Regions from separate parts of the Homo sapiens genome. Here region 2 is linked to region 1. Evidence: chromatin contacts called from ENCODE Hi-C or POLR2A ChIA-PET data. All regions are on one chromosome and are shown on one strand. The core of a region is the stretch at or near the end of the contact, and the rest is flanking DNA. Distances in the headings are between cores, read along the strand shown. Region 1 has its middle 120 kb from the start of CDKN2B. Region 2 overlaps CDKN2B-AS1 (CDKN2B and CDKN2A antisense cis and trans regulatory RNA 1).

Region 1 (6,339 bases), core at 1,612-4,111:
TGATATAATGATTTTCTTTCCTTTGGATAAATTGCTAGTAATGGGATTGCTCAATCATACCATAGTACTATTCGTAGTTTTTTGAGGAACCTCCATTCTGTCCTCCATAGTGGTTGTACTAGTTTACGTTCCCACCAACAGTGTATAAGAATTCCCTTTTCTCCAAATCCCTGCCAGCATTTGTTATTTTTTTTTTTTTGTCTCTTTGACAATAGTCATCCTAACTGGGGTGAGATGATACCTCATTGCAGCTTCAATTCACATCTCCCTGATGATTAGGGATGTTGAGCATTTTTTCATATATTTATTGGCCATTTGTATGTGTTCTTTTGAGAAACGTCTGTTCAGATCATTTTCCTACTCTTTAATTAGATTGTTTTTACTGTTGAGATGTTTGAGTCCCTTATATATTCTAGATATTAATCTCTTGTCAGATGAGTAGTTTGCAAATATTTTCTTCCATTCTGTAGTTTGTATATTCACTCTGTTGATTACTTCCTTTGCTGTACAAAAGCTATTTGGATTGATATAATCCCATTTGTGTATTTTGTTTGTGTTACCTATGTTTTTAAGGTATTATTCAGAAAATTTTTGCCCAGACCAAGGTCCTGAAGCATTTCTTCTATGTTTTCTTCTAGTAATTCTATTTTTCATGTCTTACATTTAGGTTTTTGATCCATTTTGCAATGATATTTATATAGGGTGAGAGACGGGAATCTAGTTTAATTCTTCTGCATATAGATATCCAGTTTTCCCAGCACCATTCGTTGAGGAGACTGTCCTTTACCCACTGAGTGTTCTTGATATCTTTGTTAAAAATCAGGTGGTTGTAGATATGTGGATTAATTTCTGGGTTCTCTATTCTGTTCTATTGATCTATGTGTCTGTTTTTATACCAGTACCATGCTATTTTGTTTACTATAGCTTTGTAGTATACTTTGATGTCTGGTAGTGTGATAACTCCAGCTTTGTTCTTTTTGCTTAGGATTGCTTTGGCTGTTTGGGGTCTTTTGTGGTTCCATATAAATTTTAGAATTTTTTTTTCTATTTCTGTGAAGAACGTCATTAGTATTTTGATAGGGATTGCATTGAATCTATAGGTTGCTTTGGGCAGCAGATATCTTTCCATTTGTTTATGTCCTTTTCCATTTCTTTCATCAGTATTTTGTAGTTTTAGTTGCAGAGGTCTTTCACCTCCTTGGTTACATTTATTCCTTGGTATTTTATTGTTTTCGTAGCTATTGTAAATGGGATTGCCTTCTTGATTGCTTTTTCAGCTAGTTCATTGTTCATGTATAGAAATACTACTGATTTTTGTATATTGATATCGTATTCTGCAACTTTACAGAATTTGTTATTAGCTCTGAGTTTTTTGGTAGAGTCATTAGATTTTTCTGTATATAAAATCATGTCATCTGCAAACAGGAACAATTTGACTTCCTCCTTTCCAATTTGGATGTCCTTTATTTCTTTGTCTTGCCTAGTTGCTTGGGCTAGGACTTCCATTACTGTGTTGAATAAGAATGTTAAGAGTGGGCATCCTTGTCTTGTTTCAGTTCTTAGAGGAAATGCTAGTGTAGCTGAGGAGAGAAATGAAAACAGAATAAAAACTTCAGTAGAAGTTGGGGAGAAATGTGTTTGCACCAAAAGAGGTGAGGGATGGAACTGAGGGAGGTCTCGAGGGGTAAGAGAGGCCAAAGAGCTGGCAGGTGCTGCTATTAGGATGGCCAATGATCCAGAAGTAATGATGAATGAGAAGATGGATTAAAAAAACCCTGACATTGTTTAACTAGAAGAAGAAGACAGTCAGAGAGAAGTGAGGGCTTACTTTTCATGTTTAAAGTCTGTTATGTGGTAAAGGGATTAGATTTATCTGTGTTGTTCCAGGGGACAGAAATAGGACAAATGGATGCAAATAGAGTGAGGAAGATTTAAAACAAATGGAGAAGACATTCTAAAATCAACTACAATGAGCGTAAACAATGACAACGGAAAGGACTATTTTTGCAATTATGTAGCTCTTGTTCTCTATAGATAGATGTGTAAGCAGACGCTGAATAACCATTTACTGAAAATATAAATAAAAACAAAGCAAATTGCAGGCAATAAATATTGTATTAGTTCTCATTTTGTAAAACTTATACAGGTATCATATGCATAGACAAATACACCAAACTGATGAATATTTGCCTTGTATAATCTTTTTGTAGTTTTTTTATGAACATATATTACTCAAACAATTTAGAACATTTGGCAATATATATATATTTCATTTATAAAAGGTTAGGAAGATTAATTACACTTTCTGAGGTCGCAACTAAAAGCCAAGATTTTAATCCATTTCTATTTGATGTAAAGTCTGGTCTTTTTTCAGCAAACCACAATCCCACATTTTAAGGGCATTAAGAAAGGGATGGGTAGACAAAATGTAGAGGTAGTAGGTACAGAATACAAAGTTTCAAGAAATTAAAAGCTTCTAAACTAACAAACAGCCAATTTGTGGAGTGTCACTGGAAAGTGACAAAGAGGACAGTTAAGTTAGTTGGAACTGAACTGAGGCCAGACAGGGCTGTGGGACAAGTCAGGGTGTGGTCATTCCGGTAAGCAGCGATGCAGAATCAAGACAGAGTAGTTTCTCCTTCTCTCTCTCTCTTTAATTGTAACGCCTTTTATAACAAACAAATATTATGCTTATTTCTGTCTTTAAATTTTTTGTAGTAATTTCTCATCACTTAACCTCTATTTTTTAAAAAACTAACTTTTCTCTTGTTTTTCTAGTTGAGCTATCATTCATATTTATTATGTGGAACTAGAGGTAGTCCTGGCTACTTGGGAACAGCGTGGAGTCTAGCCATGTCAGGGCCAGAAGTCGTCTCAGCTAAGTTAGAATGTGATACCATTGTTTACACAAGTGTGGCCTGCCTTCAAGATAGGGTGAGGTGTTTTATGACCACAGGCTTTATGAGTTATAGCTATAAAACAATCAATCTTTTAAAGCAAACACACCACAATGTCTACACGCAAATGAGAATTGTCCTTCAGGGCTGTGACCTTGGGAAACTCTTCACACATACTAGCATAAAACATATTTAAACTCTTCACTGAAAATATTATTCAGACCTAGTTTCTCTCTCAGTCTCTCTCTATGTTTCTCTCTCACATGTACGTGCATGCACGCACACGTGTGCACACACACATATGCTCACATCATTTTAAGATACATCTCATTTTTAACCAAAACCATTTTATCTTGCTTGATAACCAATTTTATTTGTTAGATGACTTGGCTATAAATGCCTTTGGCTATCAGGAAAATCAAATCAAAATTAAAAGACACTGTTACTACTGAAGAAGTAAAAAAAGAATGGGCTGCTGACTCTGAAGATCATACCCGAAGTAGAGCTGCAAAGATATTTGGAATATTGGTAATATCCAATAAAGAATGACCTTCATGCTATTTTGAGGAGATGTTTAAATGTCGAATTATTGAAATATTTATAAAATACAAATAAACTAACTCTGCTTCATATTCCAACTTGTGTATGACACTTCTTAGGCTATCATTTCATTCCAAATTTATGGTCACTACCCTACTGTCATTCCTCATACTAACCATATGATCAACAGTTGAAAAGCAGCCACTCGCAGAGGTAAGCAAGATATATGGTAAATACTGTGTTGACAAAAGTATGCAGAAGCAGTCACATTTATACAGTAGTGAAGGAAATGTAAATTGGACAAACTTTTTGGAAGATAAGTTGAGAATGTCAAAAATCAAAACACACTTTCTGTTTTATTCAGCAATTATGAGCCCTTTGTTTTACAGCTATGCTCACAAATATATACAAACATGTATGCACAATTATGTTCACTGTGGTATTGCGCTAGAAAAATACTAAAAACAAACCAAATGTTCATCAATAGGGAAATTGTTCAACAAATTACAGTATATCTAAAAAAAGAATAATATATAACAACTGAAAAAATAAAATAGTTGATATAAGCAGATATTCCAAGATCTGCCAGACATATTGTTAAACGAAAAATCTAGATACAAAATTGTTTATAGTTCTCTTTCATACTATAGCCAAAGAAAATTCAGAAAAAACTACTTACAGTTGATCCTTGAATAATGCAGCAGGTAGGGGCACCAGCTTCCTGCGCAGTCAAGAATTGCATATAACTTTTGACTCCCCCAAAACTTTGCTAATAGCCTACTGTTGACTGGAAGCCTTATCAACAACATCAACAGTTGATTAACACTGGAAAAGGAGGGGTTGGTCTTACTGTCTCAAGGGTGGCAAAGGCGGAAGAAAAGCCACCTATAAGTGAACCCTTGAAGTTCCAACCTATGTTTTTCCAGGGCAATCATACATCCATGTCCATATTCATGATGAATATGTGAAAGGGTACATAAGAAAATGTGATAGTCGTTTCCTCTGGAGAATAAAATGAGAGGTCTATCATAGGTGAGAAAATAATTTTTTATTATATATTCTTTTGTAGGTTTATTTTTTTGTCATGTGTATGTATTCTTTTCAAAATAATAAAAACAATAACAACGATTAAAATATACAAGGGGAAATGCATTGGCCAAGGTTTAGTTGAGAGCAAAGTTTGCTTATCTTTCGAAAGAGGTGAACTAAGCTTTTCCTTTTTCTCTTTGGGTATACTTGAATGGGGATGGAGTAAGTGGATTCTTTTTTTTTTTTTTTTTTTTTGAGACGGAGTCTCGCTCGCCCAGGCCGACTGCAGTGGCGCTATCTCGGCTCACTGCAAACTCCGCCTCCGGAGTTCACGCCATTCTCCTGCCTCAGCCTCCCGAGTAGCTGGGACTACAGGCGCCCGCCACTGCACCCGGCTAATTTTTTGTATTTTTAGTAGAGACGGGGTTTCACCATGTTAGCCAGGATGGCCTGGATCTCCTGACCTCGTGATCAGCCCGCCTCGGCCTCCCAAAGTGCTGGGATTACAGGCGTGAGAAGTGAGTGAATTCTAAGGAGTATCGAGAACAGTGATTAAAACAGAAGGTGGGGAGGTGTCATAAGCTTATTTGTAGGTGAAGTATTAAGACTAGAAGAATGACATTATGCATCAAATCTTTTACATTGTTTGATCTCTTTTACCTAAAAACAAAACAAGATACTTTTTTGTTGTTTGACATATGACCAATTAGCAGCCAGTTGGAGCTAAATGTTTTCTTTTTTCTTTTTCTTTTCTTTTTTTAGATGTAGTGTCACTCTGTCGCCCAGGCTGGAGTGCAGTGGCGTGATCTCGGCTCACTGCAACCTCTGCTACCCAGGTTCAAGCGATTCTCCTGCCTCAGCCTCCCAAGGAGCTGGGATTGCAGGCACCTGCCACCACGCCCAGCTAATTTTTGTAGTTTTGGTAGAGATGGTGTTTCACCATTTTGGCCAGGCTGGTCTTAAACTCCTGACCTTGTGATCCACCTGCCTTCGCCTCCCAAAGTGCTGGTATTACAGGCATGAGCCACTGTGCCCAGCCTAAATGTTTTCTTTAAAAGCAAGGTAAGTATGCCTAGATGCACTGCCTCTTAGTAATTTTTGAGGATGGATTATTCATTAAATTGCTTCCCTTTCTCACAGCTGGTGAATTAGAACGATAGTGAGCTTACAAGAGCTTTAACGAGGAAAAGATGGTCATTGTTTAACAGAGAAGGATGGTTTGGGTGAGCATTTTTGTGTTTTTGGAGGGGAACTTTGAGGGCAATGAGTGTTGCACCTGTGTCCACTGAGGATCTCTGGGCGGGGTAAAAGGAAGGCAGGGATGAGAGTGAGGAAGGGAGACAGGAGGGTCCCAAATACGAACTTTGACTTAACGAGGATGATTACTAGAAGGGAAAGATTGTGGATTCATTGATGAGATGTTGAACCATGAAAACTCTAATTGTAGAACTCACTTCAGACTGAATTGACTTGGCTTTCAGTAGCAGAAGCCCTTTGTCTACTTCTCTAGTATTGAAGTGAATGCAAATTTCTCAATGTAAGAAAAGTAGAGTGGTGAAATAAGAGTGTGGGTTCCAGGGTCAGACAACTGGGTGCATAAAAAGGGTAAGGATGCTACAACTGGTAAGCCCTGTGAGAATTATTTAATCCTTCCATGTCTCATTCCGCTCATCTGGAAAATGATGATCATACTAACTTATGAGATGTGTGTACAGACTAGATATAATATTAAAACATTTCTGATACCTATGCATTATATTGGATCAATATATATTTGCAATAAATGATCAACTTTTTATTAATGAAGTTAGTACTTATTTCATAACGAGATTGTTTACTTCTAATTTACTAGTATTGTCATTATTACTGTTGC
Region 2 (6,339 bases), core at 1,057-3,556, 39 kb before region 1:
AAGAGGACATGTAACATGAATTACATGATTAGATTTGTGTCATAATAACAAAAACAATAATGATAATAACACTAATAGCTTGTTATATGCCATGCCCTGTACTAAGAACTATACGTATGTTATCCCATCTAAATCACATTTAATAGATTCCCATTTTTCTCATGAGAAAATTGCATCATACAGAGATGAACTAACTTGCTCAAGGCTATAGACCTGGTAATTAGCAAAGCAGGGATTTGAATTTAGATGTATTTTTCTCTGAAGGCTGGGTTTAGATAAATGGATCTGGAAGCACTGGGAAGGATGAATTAATGGGATGGAGTGCAGGGGATGCAGAGTGCCCACTTATGGAATGATTTCATTCAAGAGAGACAGGAGGGTCAGAGGTAAGAATGCTACCGCTGGGACAGAGAGGAAGGTACAGATATGAGATATGGTAAGAAGGTATACTACAACAGTGGCTCCCAAATCTCAATGAGTAGCCAGTTCTCATGGAGGTTTTGTTTTTATTTTTGAATGAAGATTCCCATGGCATACCTTGAATATTCTGAATCAGAATCTCTGGAATACAACTTGGTATTCTTATAAAGCACCCTAGGTGATGCTGAAGCTCTGCCAGGTTCAAGAACCACAGCTCGATCAGCCTATATTTAGATGTTTGGGGTGGAGAATGAGAGAAAGAAAAGATTTTAGGGTGGCATCCAGGTTTCTGAATTTTGTGACTCAGTGAAGTTTTTGGAGGGTAGGTAAGATGCTGAGTTCAGTTTTGGATGTGTTGAGATGGACTGGTCCTGTGGATTTAGTTGGATATTAGAGTCTAACGCTTAGAACAGAGGTCAAGGCTGTAGATTTAGATATGGAGGACACTGGTGTTTGGGTGGTGATGGCGCTATATATTACATGGAATTTTCAAAATACTCAAAACTTCAGTTTTCCCTCAATAATTAATCACTTTACATCTTTGTGATCTTAAATCTCTTTCTGACCATTGATTGAAACTTTTGCTTTTAAAATTTACATTACCTTTCTTAACAGTTCCTTAAGATTCATGCATTGTTGTAAGTAGTTACTTGCACCATTTCATTGGATTCACACCAACAATTGTTAAAGTAAAATTTATTTTTCCTGTGTTTTAGATGAAGAGATTTAGGCAGGTTATGTAACACACCCAAGGTAATATAGTCAAATAATTGAGCCAGAATTTGAGCCCAAGTCTCTTTCTGACTCTAGGCTTAGAGCTTTAGGGCTATTTCACAAAAGGGCTGTTCCTAGGTCAGGCATGACAACTTCTATATTACCTTCGTAAAAGAAGCAATATAATCTACCACTATTAAATTTTGCAGGTTAATTTTATATTATGTTTAAATACAGAAAACTTTATTTAAAACTCAGTTGAATTTCTCTTGAGAAATTGGCCATGTAGTAAATTATATTTAATAGAAGAGTTTGTGTACTTCCCAGGGAGCAGAGTATTGGCCTGATCAAAGCACCTTTCAGCCTTTGTCTAACAGCATGTGGGTAGGCTACATTTTTTTTACTCTCAGAGAAAGGGGGTGGGCAGGGGTGTGATATGGGTTTTTGTCTCTGGGAGTTCTGTTGCATGATTTGACCTCCCAAATTGTTTTGTGGGGCATATCCAACTTTGGGTTGAAACTAAAATGGGTTCTTGGTAATCCCAGATTGAAAATATGTCTCAGCAGTAACATTGTTTATCTTTAGGTTTAGGTAAATACAGACATTTGCCATGTCTTCTTGGTAGCACTGTAAGAATGAGTAGGGCTGTGAAAAATGCACAGGGCATTCATTATGAAGACTGGCTGGTTAAAACTGATACACTAAAGAAATTGCATTCTTTTCCACAAGCTGAGTCATACAGCTGAAATTGTGGAATCATCTGAGCCAGCAGCTGTAATATGATACTTAATCTCCATAAGTGACAGATATCTAAGATAACACGAACACCCAGACGACAACTCAGGCAACCCCAGCACAGTGTTTTGGTATGAGAACAGGAGAAATGTTAGTAGAGTGAACATTTTTCCACAGAGAACTCAAATATGGTAACATTCTCATAGCTTTGATAATCCCCAATAAACTGTGGTTACTAAAATGCATGACAAAAAGAACTTCTATCTATAAAGAACTTCTTTATACATTTCCAATACTTGGGTTATGATCAAGGAGAAAAAAGTTTATCAGTTAATTAAGAGTTAGGTAGCTAGTTTGCCCACAGATTAATTTGTATGAGGTAAAGGAAATCTCACCTAACTGGGAAAAAGCAAGCTTACCCTCAAGGTATGCTTATCCCAACCCCACCCTGCCAAGTGCATTCCTTATTCCTCAGGTGTGCCTGTTTATCCCAAGGACCTAGCCACACCTACATCTTGTTCTGGCCCCACACCAAGGAACATATAAAAGTTCCCTCTCTGGCCGGGCGCGGTGGCTCACGCCTGTAATTCCCAGCACTTTGGGAGGCTGAGGCGGGCGGATCACGAGGTCAGGAGATCAAGACCACCCTGGCTAACACGGTGAAACCCCGTCTCTACTAAAAAATACAAAAAATTAGCCAGGTGTGGTGGCGGGCCCCTGTAGTCCCAGGTACTCGGGAAGCTGAGGCAGGAGAATGGCGTGAACCCTGGAGGAGGAGCTTGCAGTGAGCCGAGATCGTGCCACTGCACTCCAGCGAGGGCAACAGAGCGAGACTCCGTCTCAAAAAAAAAAAAAAAAAAAAGTCCCTCTCTTTATATCTCAGGGTATCTTGGAGTCACTACTGATCCTTGACCTCCCTCCTTTCTCTGACCATGTCTAGACAAGTGTCCAGGTCTCCTGTGCCAAATGTCTATTTGTTGCCTGGATTAGGTTTTGACTTGTTTTTCTATTTCTTTGCATCTCGTAGCCCATTTCTTTGATTCAATTTCACAATCTCTTGATTTTGTCCTTAAGTATTTGGCAACACAAACCCTCGAGAGGCAGGATAGTTCAACAGAAAGAAGATGAACCTTGGGGGTCAGAAGATTCAAACTTCCAGAATTTAAATCTTCATTCTGCTATTACTAGATTTATAAACTTTATCAAATCACTCTCCTACTCTATCCCTTAATTCAACATATTTAAAATTGGAATAAAAATCTCAATGTGGTAGAGTTATTATTGAGATGAAAATCAGAATAGATACAAAGAACTTGATAGCCCCAAGGAGCTTGATCAGTGTTTGTTTAATGGCCCTTCCTCTCTTCTCATATCTCAGTTCAGATCCTACTCAGCCATTTATTTTATTCTGCTCCTTTTGGAGTAGAGAATAAAGCCAAGAATTATGCTTAAAAAGTAGCATAATTAAAAGTATTTAAAACACAAGTAACTTGAGAAAGGTGAGTTGGAAGTTTATATCTAACCTCAGTTTTTTTTGGAGAGAAATTTACCCGTCAGGGCCAGATTAAAACATTTACAAGTCCCAAGCACACGTGAGATGAAGATGCCCCTCACTTATCTCACATGTAAGTTGAAAGTTAAAAAGTGAAAATGTCTACTAGAGTTCAATAATATTCTTTTTTTCCCATGACTTCTCTGAAGCTTTTAGAAAATATGAAATTCTTAAAAACAATAACAGTAACCCACATTTTTATTGCCCTGGTTTGCCCTATCTTATCTTTCTCCTGCTCACAGGGTCTGAGGCAGCTGGGATAGGGGAGAATGATTACCAGCCAATCAATATTTTTTGAACCCCAGAGATTATTTATTTATCTATCCATTTATTTATTTTGAGATCTTATTTTATCTGGAATCTTAATAAACGATTAGTTTCCAAACTGTATCTACTGTGTGTATTTTATCCATATGGCCCAGATTTGTATTACTTATTTGTGATTCTGAATAATATTTTTTCCAACATTAATTATCAGCCTCTCTGTGCCCCTCCAGAATTGTTACAACCTATGTTAATGCACACTATGGCAAGCCATGTGAATTGCCTACGCAGGGAAGTTTTCTTCATACTTCCTTGCCAAGAGAACCCCATTATTGGTCAGTTACTAGTCACATGATCTTCTTTAGCCCCTCCTTAGCCCCTGTAGTGAATCAGGAGTAGCCTAAGGCCATGGTGGTAACTCCCCTTTTTCTTGGAAATGTTTGATTTAGATATGGAGAAGAGGTGCAACTTTGCTTATGAAATGGGAGGGCAAATATGGGAAACTTTAAGGTAAGTTTTCTTTCCCCTTGAAGGGGACCAAAAAGTTGTGGTTTATACTTTCTTGACTCTGGTCACTGTTGGGTGAAGAGTTGGTGCTATGGAAGCCATCTTCAGACCATGAGGGGACAAGTCTGAGGATACAATTACATGCTACCGGTGGCAGAGGACAGTATAGCAAGAAACTGGATCCCTGATGACATTGAACCATTGACTGAATCTACCCTGGAACCATCAGGAAATAATCCTTAGTTTTTTAAAGATGCTTTTAGTTGTGTTTTTTATTACAAGTACCTGAAAGCATCCTAACTAATCAATGCTAAATGCATCTCTCACAGTTTATGCTTATTTTTCAGAAATGCCTAGTGGAAATTTCTATTGCTGATTATAATATTTGTCCTAAATAAATTGAATAGACTGTCAATCTTTTGAAAATAAAAGCATGACTTGATTAGCAATTGTTTAGTCTGATGTTTTCCTAATTTCTGTCATTTGCATACCACTTCTTTGATTTTGTCATATCCTTGTATCATCTGCACTAATAGAAATATTTTTCCTTAAGTTGTCTCTCCTTTAAAAAATTATATCCATTTATTTTGAAGAGAAACTTTTTCACTAACTATAAATTGAAAACCGATATCATTTGCCTTAAATAGAAGATTGTCATAAAAAGAAATGCCATGAGTGAAATAATGTTATTAAATATTTGCCAGATATAGTTTCCTATGAAGACTCTGAGCTTGTGGCTTGCTGTCTCTGTTGAAAGGAGAGACTAGGGAGTGTTATAGAAGTGGTAAAATAATCCTTCCACTGACTGAGACTATTTCCTTGCCACAATCAGAAGAACTAAAAGAAAGGAGGATATCTGTTAATATATGAATTTATCTAAATGTCATGCAGTGACTTCTAAAATCATCTGGTGTGCTCTGTTTCCCCTTGGAGGTGACTTAGGCCTGGCATCCCAAACAATACATACTGGAGTGAAGCTCCAGGAAACCCTGAGGAGAAGAGAAGGGCTTAAAGAGCAATCAGCCTTCGATTGCTGGGATTATGAAAGGTCGTAAGAAGCGAATGTTGCAATGTTTTATTATACTTGATATTGAAGCAAGGACAAGTAATAATTTATTATTCTCTCCATGTCAGTGGTATTTACCTTTTTGGAATCATGTGCCCCATTGAGAATTTCTGGAAAACCATGGTTCTTCTACTCAGGAGAATGCACAATTGCACACATACACAAATGTGCAAGCACACACACACACACACACACACACAGAATTGCCACAGAAGGTCAGTAGGTTCACAGGCCCTAGGCTAAGAACCAGCATTCTGTATATTTTACATGTGTTCTCTTACAAGTTACCGTGTGATTCAGTTCACTCCAAACTGCGGTTAAGTGCAAAACATGGTTTTGAATATTTCTATCAATTAGTAAGAGTGGTATGTTAATTTAAATACACCAAAGTGGAGAATTACTGTCCTCTCAATAGCTACTTTAAATAGACATAAGTTACAGTGATATTGCCTTCCAGGAGGCTTCAAGAAATGAGATCAGGCTCTATAAAAGAAAATCACCCAACCCTATAAAGTCATCTTTATGAACTTTGAAACACCACTGTATGTACCTAGTAAAAATTATTCCTGGGTAAGCAGACTCCCAGGCCTGGGTGGAGTTCACATGAGTCCCTTTGCTAAAATAAACAGAAGTGACTGGGAACTTTGGATTGCCTTTGTCTGAACTTGAGTGTCTGGATGGATCAGCATCAGCAGCATACCACACACCTGCTTGTCCAGCCAAAGAGAAACCCAAAGACTTGGCATTTGTTTTTTACATTGTCAACTGTGCAAAAATATCACGATTCTAATTTATGAGGGTCCATGAGTTTTAAAAACACCCCCTGACATTTTTCTAGCCAAATAATTTTTCCTTTAAAAGGCACAGGATGAGCAACAAGATTAGGTAGATCACTTCAATCTCTAATTTCAAAAGATAATAGTTAAAAATTCAACTGTAGGACTAACACATTAACTATGTAATAAGACCCAGAATAGTCTTTGGAGCAAATTTCAGTGGATACTTGATCAAAATAATGTTGAAGACAAAATCTTGAATTGATGATATTTATCTGATACAATTATTTACATAACAAATGTTA

Evidence for each region. A loop is a pair of places that touch in the nucleus more often than their neighbours do. ChIA-PET counts read pairs that join two places held with the same protein, here RNA polymerase II (POLR2A). Pooled maps may share reads with other maps.
Region 2: a map of astrocyte of the cerebellum shows a loop between it and region 1 (5-fold over the local background). The contact joins two enhancer-like sites. A Hi-C loop is called at or near these places in 7 of 168 maps with a recorded cell type or tissue (PC-9, astrocyte of the cerebellum, heart right ventricle and 2 more) and 6 of 50 pooled maps. POLR2A ChIA-PET finds 5 or more read pairs at or near these places in 6 of 52 experiments (BJ, PC-9, T-cell and 3 more).

What each region holds. Positions count from the first base shown.
Region 1 is chr9:22,121,875-22,128,213 of GRCh38, forward strand. It overlaps a transcript of CDKN2B-AS1 not described here. Among named protein-coding and RNA genes, the nearest start is that of CDKN2B, 120 kb to the left of the region's middle. Within about 2 kb of position 2,862, at least 3 of the 41 ENCODE cell types and tissues checked have a DNase peak (open chromatin) inside an H3K27ac peak, as active enhancers do.
Region 2 is chr9:22,083,010-22,089,348 of GRCh38, forward strand. The region is part of intron 12 of CDKN2B-AS1 (CDKN2B and CDKN2A antisense cis and trans regulatory RNA 1); the gene reads left to right. Among named protein-coding and RNA genes, the nearest start is that of CDKN2B, 77 kb to the left of the region's middle. Within about 2 kb of position 2,307, at least 5 of the 41 ENCODE cell types and tissues checked have a DNase peak (open chromatin) inside an H3K27ac peak, as active enhancers do.